Linked DNA regions of Homo sapiens: region 2 is linked to region 1. The links are chromatin loops, found by intact Hi-C in ENCODE. Cell type or tissue: GM12878. All regions are shown on one strand. Links, peaks and the distances in the headings refer to the core of each region. The heading gives the core; the rest is flanking DNA.

What was found. A loop is a pair of places that touch in the nucleus more often than their neighbours do. Peaks named below come from ENCODE experiments on the same cell type or tissue, not always from the same donor. Only the 100,000 strongest peaks of a DNase experiment are listed, where the experiment ranks them.
Region 2: a loop joins it to region 1, with 2.0 times the contacts of the local background. A loop is called at or near these places in 1 of 110 quality-filtered maps.

What each region holds. Positions count from the first base shown.
Region 1 is chr7:46,150,935-46,156,318 of GRCh38, reverse strand. No RefSeq gene overlaps it. Among named protein-coding and RNA genes, the nearest start is that of IGFBP3, 230 kb to the right of the region's middle. RefSeq lists enhancers at 1,534-1,828, 1,976-2,045. In GM12878, for the core only: no CTCF peak of the experiment used is centred there; a DNase peak (open chromatin) is centred at 2,338; H3K27ac peaks cover 1,329 bases.
Region 2 is chr7:46,055,290-46,060,673 of GRCh38, reverse strand. No RefSeq gene overlaps it. Among named protein-coding and RNA genes, the nearest start is that of IGFBP3, 140 kb to the right of the region's middle. In GM12878, for the core only: no CTCF peak of the experiment used is centred there; a DNase peak (open chromatin) is centred at 2,074.

The sequences.
Region 1 (5,384 bases), core at 109-5,108:
TTATGATGTTATATGATTTAATGATCTGACAAAAGCTTTGTCCCCACAGCTACAAATCTTAGGCAATCATCTGTTCCAATGTAATGCTAACCTTATGGGTCCCCTGAGTGCAATTTTCATGGCTACCAGAGACTCCCTTAACTGGTATCTAGTTACATGTTTCGAGAAGCATGTTTTTCGTAATTTTTAATATAAACATTGCAGATATATCATGCTAATTGATACACACTACATATCTGCACCCTGACCCAAGGAGAAAAAAATTGGCAAACTTACAGACAAATTGGAGAAATATTCATAAGATGAGCTTGTTTTAAAGCAATATCTACATTATACATTTCTGAGAATATATTTTCAAATGAAATGTTTAAATTATGAGGTGTCTTTTCTTCTTCACTGGAGAAGAAACTGTCATTTTTGGAAAAAAGTCTATTCCACTTAACTATTTCAGAAAATTTTAATTATGTTAATTAGTCTAAAAACATCATGTGTGCATGTGTTTGTGCACATAAGTGTATATGTTTTTTAAGGAATAATGTTATGTTTGCAGAAAGCAAGGCAGAGAAGAATGATAATCCATAGCAATTAATCCCTGGTAACATTATAGGTTGACGTTTTCATTGCACTGTATTCATGATTCATAGAACTATCAAACTGCAAAGTACTCACATGTCATTTATTTGAACAAGCCTAAGCATAGGTGTCCAAAGTCCCTTAAGTGACACCCACAGAGACATTCTCCTGGTGCCTGACTGACTTTGCTAACAGTGAAGAAATATCTGTCTCTTGGGTTTAATACCTAGTGAATCTTACTGGCCACCCCCAACCAGGGGCTGGAGGGCAGGGGACCCAGAAATAACACTGGTAGAGGTCCGCCTGTTAGGGAGCACAGTAGGGCAGAAAGGGGTGCAGAGGAGGTCCCTGGGGCCAGCGGGGAATATCTGGCACACGCCAAATGCTCCTCTAGCCATTGGATGGCAAGAATTAAACAGTTCTTTGTAGTTCTCATTCAGAACTCTCAATCTCATAAAAAGGGATTAAGACCTAGATGAGGAAAGTGACCTCCCCAGGACCCCCAGAAAGGTAGCTGTGGGTCATCAGAAGACAGCTTTGAGACTCCTGGTACACAACTCTTTAGTCTGCTAGGTGGACTTGTCAGCTCCTCTTAGGGCAGAGATGATAGTCTGGTTGTGGAAGAGAACAGTGAAGTGTCCCTCACTTGGAGCCGACCCTGAATTCTGGCTTGAAGGATCTTGCAAGTTGTTTAATTGGGATAGTCACAGACAGCCTCTGCGTGCCTGAGATGAGTGGTCTCGACCTGAGGAGCAAAAAGGCAAATAGTGCTCCAGAACAAGTTAGCTCTTTTTAAGAAGCCAAAGTTAAAATTCTTGTAATCCTTTTTGGCTTGGAAATGGAAAAAAAAAATACAATCAGGAAAATGAGAATTAGATTTGCAAACGATATTTTAATAAAAATAGGATAATACAAAAATCTCATTTTAAAATTTGTTTAAAATGTATCCATTATGTTTTAATGATAACTCAGAGTTATCCCTGATGAGGCAACAGGAGGAGGCAGAGAAATGCCCCAACTTTTGAACTTTGTACGATGTACATGGGTGGCAAAGTTACCCAGAAACATGTGGCCTAAGCAGAAGCAAAGGTCACTGGTTTATACAAACTAAACAAAGTAGAGTGTCCTGAGGAACAGTGCACAATGCTGTCATCTAGCAACTGGGAGCCACTACTCTAGGGGCCTCTAGGGGTCTCTGACATCAGCTTTTGCCCTTAACTTCCCCCTGGCTACGTTTGAGACAGATGATCTTGTGGTGTAAGAAACCTCCAAGGCTGAGTCCCTGCCAGGTGATTCAGGGCCATGGAGAAAGCACTACCCTGCTTAGTAGAAATTCCTTCCCCAGAATCCTCGTTGGCTTGCCCTCAGGATTTTTTACTTTGTTTACTATGTTTTACTCAAAGGTGATATCACCCAAAAGGTGGGGAAGGCATTACACATTCTCTCCCCACACCATTTGGAAATCCCCTAACAAGCATTACTAAAGCCCAGCCCTGCTTAGCTGGTGAAATCTCACTAATCTCTTGCCCAGGGCACTGCAATTCCAGTGACTGGTCCACGTGGAGAATTGCTAAAGGAGGTTTCTGTGTGTGTTTCAGCTTGGTAGAGACAACTCAGCAGGTGATGCCTCCAGGCTGCCCTCAGGAGAGGCAGGTGCTTCACAGCTTCTGCTCTGCAGGCTCGACATCAACTTGTGACACTGTGGAAGGAGCGGGCACCTCACCCTCCACAGTGTGTGGCTAGAACAGTCATCCAGTCCACACAGCACTTTCTGTTCCACAACCAGCCCAAACTGCCTTTACAATGCATTAGAAAAGCCACCCTTCCTCCAGCAAGTAGTTGCTATCTGCTGCAACATAGTTGTCAGAAACATGTAGATCTACAAGATCTGTTTGTGTAGAGAGCCCCAGGATTTGATGCCCTAAATGGTGGGTGGACCAGGGAACATGACACTCCTTCACAGCTGTGGGACCTCAGTGTCAGAAGCATCAAATGATGTGTCTCACATTGCACTACCTAAAATGAGTTAGATTTAGTTCTGTGGGCTAAAAATGGAAGTGAGAAAGGAAAAAACAAGACTTAACACCACAGCCTGCTGATAATGGCCCGAATGTTTAGGAGAAATGACAATGTATCCTTAGAAGGATTTTTTGTTTTGTTCTGTTTTGTTTGTTTGTTTGTTTTTTGCTAAAGTCTCCAAGTTTTTCTTCCCCCTAACACAGGCAAATACACAGGAGTACCTGCTTTTCCTTTTAGATTTTCACCTGACTTTTAGGGTCACATGCATGCAAGCTGAATATGCTTTTCTTAGAGCCAGTGGGATTTGCAAGAGGAGTATGTCTACTGGCATTAAAATGAAAGTATTGTCAAAAATGTCAATGGTAGACCACCATAATGTGTGTGTTTGTGTGTATGGGCATGTGTGTGTGTGCGTGTGAGTGTGTGTATTAAAAATAAGTTTTGAACTTTCCTAGAAAATTTTTATGGTGGTCTACCGTTGACATTTTTTTGTGTGTGTCTACACAATTCAATATTACTCAGCAATAAAACGAAAGCCACTACTGATACACACATGAATGTGGGTGGGTCTCTAAAACAAGGCTGAGGGAAAGAAGCCGTGAAGTCTTTTCTACATGTATGCATTGGTTGGGTCGTTGGTTGGTTGGTTGGTTGGTTGGTTCTGACAGGAAGCATGTTGTTCTGGATCCAAGACAGACCTGATGATTCACAGAGCATCTTGTGTCAGTTCCCCATGCAGCCCCTCCCCATGGGACGATGCAAGAAGAGCAGTGGGCACCTACACATGTGATTTGGTTTGTGCCACAAGAAGGAGCTCCAAATCATAAATCTTGCAGCTTATGTGGGTGGCTGGTACAGCTGCCTGGCTCCCCCTCTGGAGGAAAGAGAGAAACCTGGTTTTTTTGTTTTTTTTTTTTTTTGACATAAACAGATCCTCTCAGGTGGGAAGGAGAAGCCTTCAGGTCCATTGCCCTTTGGAATGTAAGCTAATGGCTGCAGAGCAGATGAACCATAGTGTTTCTGGAATAACTCCCCATCTCTAACTTCCCAGACATGGTTACCATCAATCATCCTTCAGCCCAGGTGGCCAGGACTTTTTGCTTAAAAGCCCAGATCATGCAAAAACTTGAAAATATTCATGGAGTGTTGTTTTTTGACAGAAGCCAGACATAAAAAACTCCATACAGTATAATTTTTTGTTAGGAAATCTAAAACATCGAAGTGAATGTGTAGTCACTGAATGCAATCAGCAGCTTTCTGGGGCTGGGACAAGTTGGGTGATGGACAGTAAAGGGGAAATTTCTGAGGTGATGGGAATGCTCTATGTCTTAATTTTTGTCACAGTTTCACCACTGTAATATTTGTCAAGTTTCATCCAACTGAACAGTTAAAAGCAGAGCATTTACAGTCATGCTGGAATCCTCAGTAACATTGTTGACAAGTCCAGCTTGGACAGATTCCTTTGAGTTGTTTACATGGAGACTGGTGGGCAGCTTCCAGCCACACTGGCCAGTGCTCCTACTTCTATACCACTCTTTTATTCAACTTACATATAAATAGTCATGTACTGCATAACAACATTTTAGTCAATTATGGACTATATTATAGTGGCCCCAGAAGATGATAATACTGAATTTTTACTGTACTCTTTCTATGTTTAGATAAACAAATGCTTCCCATCGTGTTACAACTGCCTACAATATTCAGTATAGTCATATGCTGTACAGGTTCGTGGCCTAAGAGCAATAGGCTATACCATATAGCCCAGGTGTGTAGTAGGCTCTACCATCTAGGTTTGTATAAGTATACCCTGTCATGTTTGCACAATAACAAAATGGCTTAATGACACATTTCCCAGAATGCACCTCAGTTGTTAAGAGATGCATGACTGTGTATGACTTGTGTGCTTGGTTTCACGATATGTAAGTCAAATATTGCTATAGCAAAGGTACCAAAAACTGGAGCCTCTCATTTTCCATTTCTTATACTCTCAAGTCTCACACCTAGCAAATAACATGCTCTTTGAAATGATGATAATAATAATAATAACAGAATCTTATGTTTGAACACACTGCCACTGTAGGATGGCTCCCCAGCCTCAATCACTATATCAACAACATAAGAATGAGTCAGGTTTAGGGAGCTAAGGTTCTGCATCATGGTGTTACATAGCTAAGGCTTCATTGAGCTCTTCCTTTATATTGGTGTGTAGAACACTCAAAAGTAATACAACTTCTCTTTTCCTTTTTTTCTTTTTGCCATATGATATTAAAATTGATAGAAAAAGTGCAGCTTCTCTACAATTGCAACATGGAGTTACAGAAGAATGTTTAAGCACTTTTTTTGTCTTCCCAATAGCCACTGTTGCTAAAGAATGGAAATTAAGCCATATCCTTTAGCAACAGAGTGATACAGCTGAGCAAAATATTTTTAAAATAAATGTTTTTCTTACATTATAAAGATGACATGTTGTTGTTTGGGAACATTTAGAAGATACAGAAAAAGTAGAAGGGAAAAATATCAATCTACACTCAAACTCTTGAAAATTGGTTTCTGCCAAAAGGCCCATAATTCTTTTAAATGCCTTTTCCTCACCCCAGTGATTTCTTCATTTCTCTGCTTTTTAGACTCCTCTATCTCATGAGCCCAGAAAAAAGTCACTGCTCTTTGTGTTAGATATCAACATGACTTAGAACCATTGAGTTAGAATCTGGTCATCCCATATTCCATGTGGCAATGACACATACTATAGATTGAATCCACCTGGATAATTTCCTGTAATTCTTTAGTCT
Region 2 (5,384 bases), core at 78-5,077, 96 kb after region 1:
CACCATCTCTACTAAAAATACATAATTAGCTGGGTGTGGAGGCACATGCTTGTAATCCCAGTTACTCGGGAGACTGAAGCAGGAGAATTGCTTGAACCCAGGAGGCAGAGGTTGCAGTGAGCTGAGATGGCGCCATTGCACTCCAGCCTGGGCAACAAAAGCAAAACTCCATCTCAAAAAGAAAAAAAAAAAAAGAAAGAAAGAAAAAGAAACTAAGGCCCATAAAATCCTCGTCACCTGAGAAATGAAAAAAAAAAGAAAATGTTTACATCCCATGGCTATTGCAATGATAACACAACAACCTGTACAGAAAATGTGCAAAATGATGTCTGGCATTTGGTAAGTCTTGAATGAATGTCAGCTATTAAAGTAACTACTTGCGGCCAGGCGCAGTAGCTCATGCCTGTAATCTTCACACTTTGGGAGGCCGAGGTGGGCAGATCACCTGAGGTCAGGAGTTCGAGACCAGCCTGGCCAACATGGTGAAACTTCGTCTCCACTAAAAAATACAAAAATTAGCTGGGTGTGGAGTCAGGTGCCTGTAATCCCAGCTACTCGGGAGGCTGAGGAAGGAGAATTGCTTGAACCCGCGAGGCAGAGCTTGCATTGAGCCAAGATTGCACCATTGCACTCCAGCCTGGGAGACAGGGCAAGACTCCATCTAAAAAAAAATAAAATAAAACCTAGTTGGAAAAAACTATGTTTCAATAGAAAGGAATAGATGTTTTAAATCCCCCTTTTTAGGTCATGTTAAGACTCGAGGAGAGCCACGCCTGGTCTGGGGCTTGCGGGCTGGGGCCTGGAGCCAACAGGCAGAGGAAAGGCAGGCTGCTGCTCCAGCACTGGCTGCTGGCCCCTGTGGCCTGGACAGAGGCTAAGCAGCTCCCAGCTTCCTGCACTCCTCCCCTCAGTCCCCTGCTCCACCAAATCAGTGGGTTCTTCCAAAATTCTGTGGAATCACAACATTCCTCACTAGCTCACCAGGCCTCAATGTGTCCCCAGTGCATTAGAATAAAATTCAGATGCCTCGCCATGGCCCACAGGCCCCTGGGAACCCAGTTCCCTTCACTTCTCCACCCTCGCCTCACAGTTTGCTGCTCCTCTCTCTGAGGCCAGACACAGGGGATTCCCTCAGCAGCTCCAATACAGCAAGCCCTTCACCACCCCAGGCCCTTTGCACGGCTGGTCCCTCTGCCTGGGAGACTCTTGCCCTGCTCCTCACAAGGCCCTTCCAGTCCTCAGGTTGCACTTAAGATCCTGCTCCGGAGGGACTCTGCCCTGATCAGCCACAGGGACCCCTAAACATACTCTTTCCTGGCTCAGCCCACTTCTTTGTGTCTTTCCCAGGAATCCCTTTCATCTTGACTATGTCTTCCCTCACTGTTAATGTGCTGACTCTTGGGCTCCCAACTGGACCATCATGTCTCTGAGGACCCAACTCAGACTCTATTTCCACATCTATTCCACATTGCAGAATACATATTTAATAAATGAATTGATTAATGCATCTTGTCTGGTTACGCAGACTCTGGCTTTACCTGTGACCATCTCTTCTGATATAAATGACTATGTTCTAGTAATTCTCAAAGTATAGCCTTGTGTGCCCCTTAGCCCACAGGTTCTTGGCAAAGAGAGTGCCTTGCTGACCCCAAGGGCCCAGCTTGTGCATAGGATGAATCTGAGAGAACACACTAGAGCAAGTTCCTGAGGGTGGCTCGCAATACAGTGTTCCCTGGGCCTGGAGCAGTGTCAGGCACAGAGGCCTGTATCAGCCTGGTTGGCTGCCATAGCAAATACTGCACAACCTGGGTGGCTTAAACCGTGAAAATATATTCTGTCCTGGAGGCTGGAAGTCCAAGGTCAGGGTGTTGGCAGGCTTGGTTTCTCCTGTGGCTTTTTTCCTGGATGTGTAGATGGCCATCTTCTGCCTGTATCTTCACATGCTTTTTCGTGTGTGTTTCTGTGTGCGTGTGTGTCTGTGTTCTAACTTCCTCTTCTTATGAGGACCGCAGTCATATTGGATCAGGGCCCATCCCAATTACCCCACTTAAATGTAATCATCTGTTTAAATGACTCATCTCCAAATACAGTCATATTCAGAGGTGCAAGGGGTTGAGAATTCAACATATGAATTGAGAAACGGTCATAATTCAGTCATAACAGGGCCCAAGTACATATTGTTTGAACATTGAATATTGTTTTCTAAAATTGTAAATAAGTGAGTTAGCATCATGGCTAACCATTTTATTAGCTTGGTAACATGAGGTTTAGGGCTAATCTTTAAAGCCTTTCTACCTCCAAGCATCCTCTAAGTGTGTCCAGATAATGCAAATGTCCTTGGAGCCCAGGGGTGGGTCCATGACTTGACAAAATAAAACACCCACAACAGAAGGCCTGACATCAACTCAGTGCACCCCACACCCCAGGGCTTGTTTCAGGCTGGGGTCCACAGTCATTGCTTCATTATCAGTGTCACTAGTGGATTTAGGGTTAAGTCTTGTGCTTTCACAATGGGAAGTAGAAACCACAGAGAGAAATAAATGTTGTCTTGGAGCTAGGGACAGCACCCCAGAAGACTCCAAGGCAAAGAGGGTCTTGGGGAGAAGCAGGACACAGAGAGATGCCTGGGGAGATTCAGGCTGGAGACTGAGCAGTGGGTGCCAACAGCCTCACACAGGGCAGTCGAAGCTCCTTTTCAAAGCCACCTTAATGAAGTTCCAACCAAGAAATATTGCTAATAGGACTAGAATTGTTCCCCAAAATAAATTATTTTCAAAATCTGATTGTTTACCTAAAATAGCTCCAGTGTTAATATCGATCTTCTAAGAAAAATTTAGAAAAGGTACATGAAGTAAAAGCATTAAAATAACTTTTTTATCAACTCAAACTCCAATTTATCCTTTCAATGAAGCCCAATGTAAAGGGTTTGGACCCCGGAGATGTGGAGACTGAATGTGATTACTGTTCTCAGAAAACCTTCTGGTCATAGGATGAACACGTGCTTTACCGCTATTAAAGATACAAAATAACTTTTATTCCAAAAATTATCACTTACATCTCAACTGATACATCTATACAAATTTAGCCAGCTCTAGTAGCAATACAAATGAACACATTTCTTAAAGTTATTGGATTTAGATGTAAATTGTTTGTCCAAGGGTTAAAAGAAAATGTAAAGTAATCTAACAGTTATTTGGGCTGATACTAATATACAAAAAATCTGATTATTATTTTTCCCTGAGGAATGGAGTAGACACCCAAGAACCTCTCATCCCATCATCTCTAAGCATCTCCTTCCTGAACTCACCCTAGACATGGGGTCCTCAAAGTGTGTTCCAGGAGCCTCTGTGGAGTTCACAGTAAACCTTTAAGGAGTCCACTAAATCAGAACTACTTTTGTAATAATAATGAGACGTTATTTGCTTTGTTCAGTGTTATTAACTCAGGAGTGTACACTGGAGGTTTCTACAAGCTACCTGAATCGACATCACAGAAGACGAATGCAGAAGCAGCTATGAGAATGCGTCTCCTATATAGCCAAACATAGACTTGCAAAAAATAGAAAACAATGCCATTTGTCACTATGTTTTTCAGAAAATGTATTTGTATTAATAATACATTATGTATGTATGTGTTTAATGGAGAAACAGAACTGTTTTCTCTTACTATGCACTCAACACAGAACACTCTGGTCACCAAAATGAGGCGGTAGGGGTGGGGTTTCTCACATTAAACCAGCTGTGTATCACACAATTCAATTCAGCTCTGAATCTAACTGAGTGAGCACAGACTCCACAGGTTAAGAGCCCAATCCCATAAGACTGCCCCTGACCCCAGATGCCAATCACAAGCCCCAGGTTGAGACCATGTACTTCTGACCCACCAGCTATAGATCAGGGGTTCCCACAGCCCCCTCCTTAGGTTTGGTAATTTTCCAGGATGGCTCACAAAACTCAGGGAAACACTTTCCTTATGTTTACTGCTTTATTTTGAAGGATATGATAAAGGACATAGGTGACTAGCCAGACGAAGACATGCACAGGGCATGGTCCAGAAGGCTCCTGGGCACAGGAGCTTCTGTCCCCATGGATTTGGGGTGCACCAGCTTCCCAGCACATGGGTGTTTTCATCAACCTGGAAACTCCCTGAACCCCATTGTTCAGGGATTTTTATGGAGGCTTCATCAAATAGGCAAAATAAAACACCCAATTATTAACTCAATCTTCAGCCCCTTTCCCCTTCCCAGAGGCTGGGGGATATGGCTGAAAATTTCAAGCTTCTAATCATGTGTTGGTCTTTCTGGTTACCAGACCCCATCCAGGAGCCCACCAAGAGTACCCTCAGTAGAAAAAAAAGATTCTCCTATCACCCAGGAAATTACAAGAGTTTTAGGAGCTAAATGCCAGAAACTGGGGGCAGAAACCAAATATATATTTTTTATTATTTCACAGTATGTGCTAGTAAATGTATTGTTACTTTTATTAATAATATTAAAATCAGGTTTTAATTTTTGTGACAGTAAATATCTATTGATATAATTCACTTAAATACAAGCTCTTTGAGGTCTTCAATAATTTTTAAGAATATAAAGGAATTCTGAGACCAAAACATTTGAGAACTGCTGCTCTGAGCGCAGACATTACCCTGTTCCTGGACAGAAGAGGACTTACCAGCTTCCAAAGCGGCCAGACTGTCATCAAGCTGCTGTGACTTTACGGAGATCATTTTTCTTTTTTTGAGAACAAAATTAAACATGTTCTATCCTCAATCATGTGGGCTGCTTAATAACCTTCCTAACATTCGGCATTATTTCTACTTTCTAGCCAGAACATTCTGTCCCTTCACCACAGAATATGAGGATGGGACAGACTTAAGTTTCATTTCTCTTGTGTCTTTCTCTTGATAGATAGAGAAAAAGAGACATACATAAATAGTATTAAGATATATACTGATATTTACATTTAAACTAATCTGAACTATTCCACGAGTCCTTAATAACACTTACTTTTGGGGAAAAAGACCCTGGTTTAGGGACAAGTTTAAAACTTGAACAGTTCATATTATCTAAACACATGCATGCTATGTCATGTATAGTTATGTAGGTGATGAAATTGTGGATGCTTTTGTTTTTAATGTTTAAAAATATATACTTTTAGTTATAGTGAATTAAATGTTTCCAATCTTATAAAATAACCCCAGGGGTCCAATGTGCATTAAAAGTTGCATTAGTCAAAAATTTTCTAATTCTCCTGCCAACTTTTATTTATGCCCTTTGAAGGCAAGGACAGTATTTTTTGTCTCATTTGGAGACTCCACACTTGTCAATGAATGTTAATAAAATTAATGAATATACACACAAATAGCCTTAAGACAGAAATAACCCA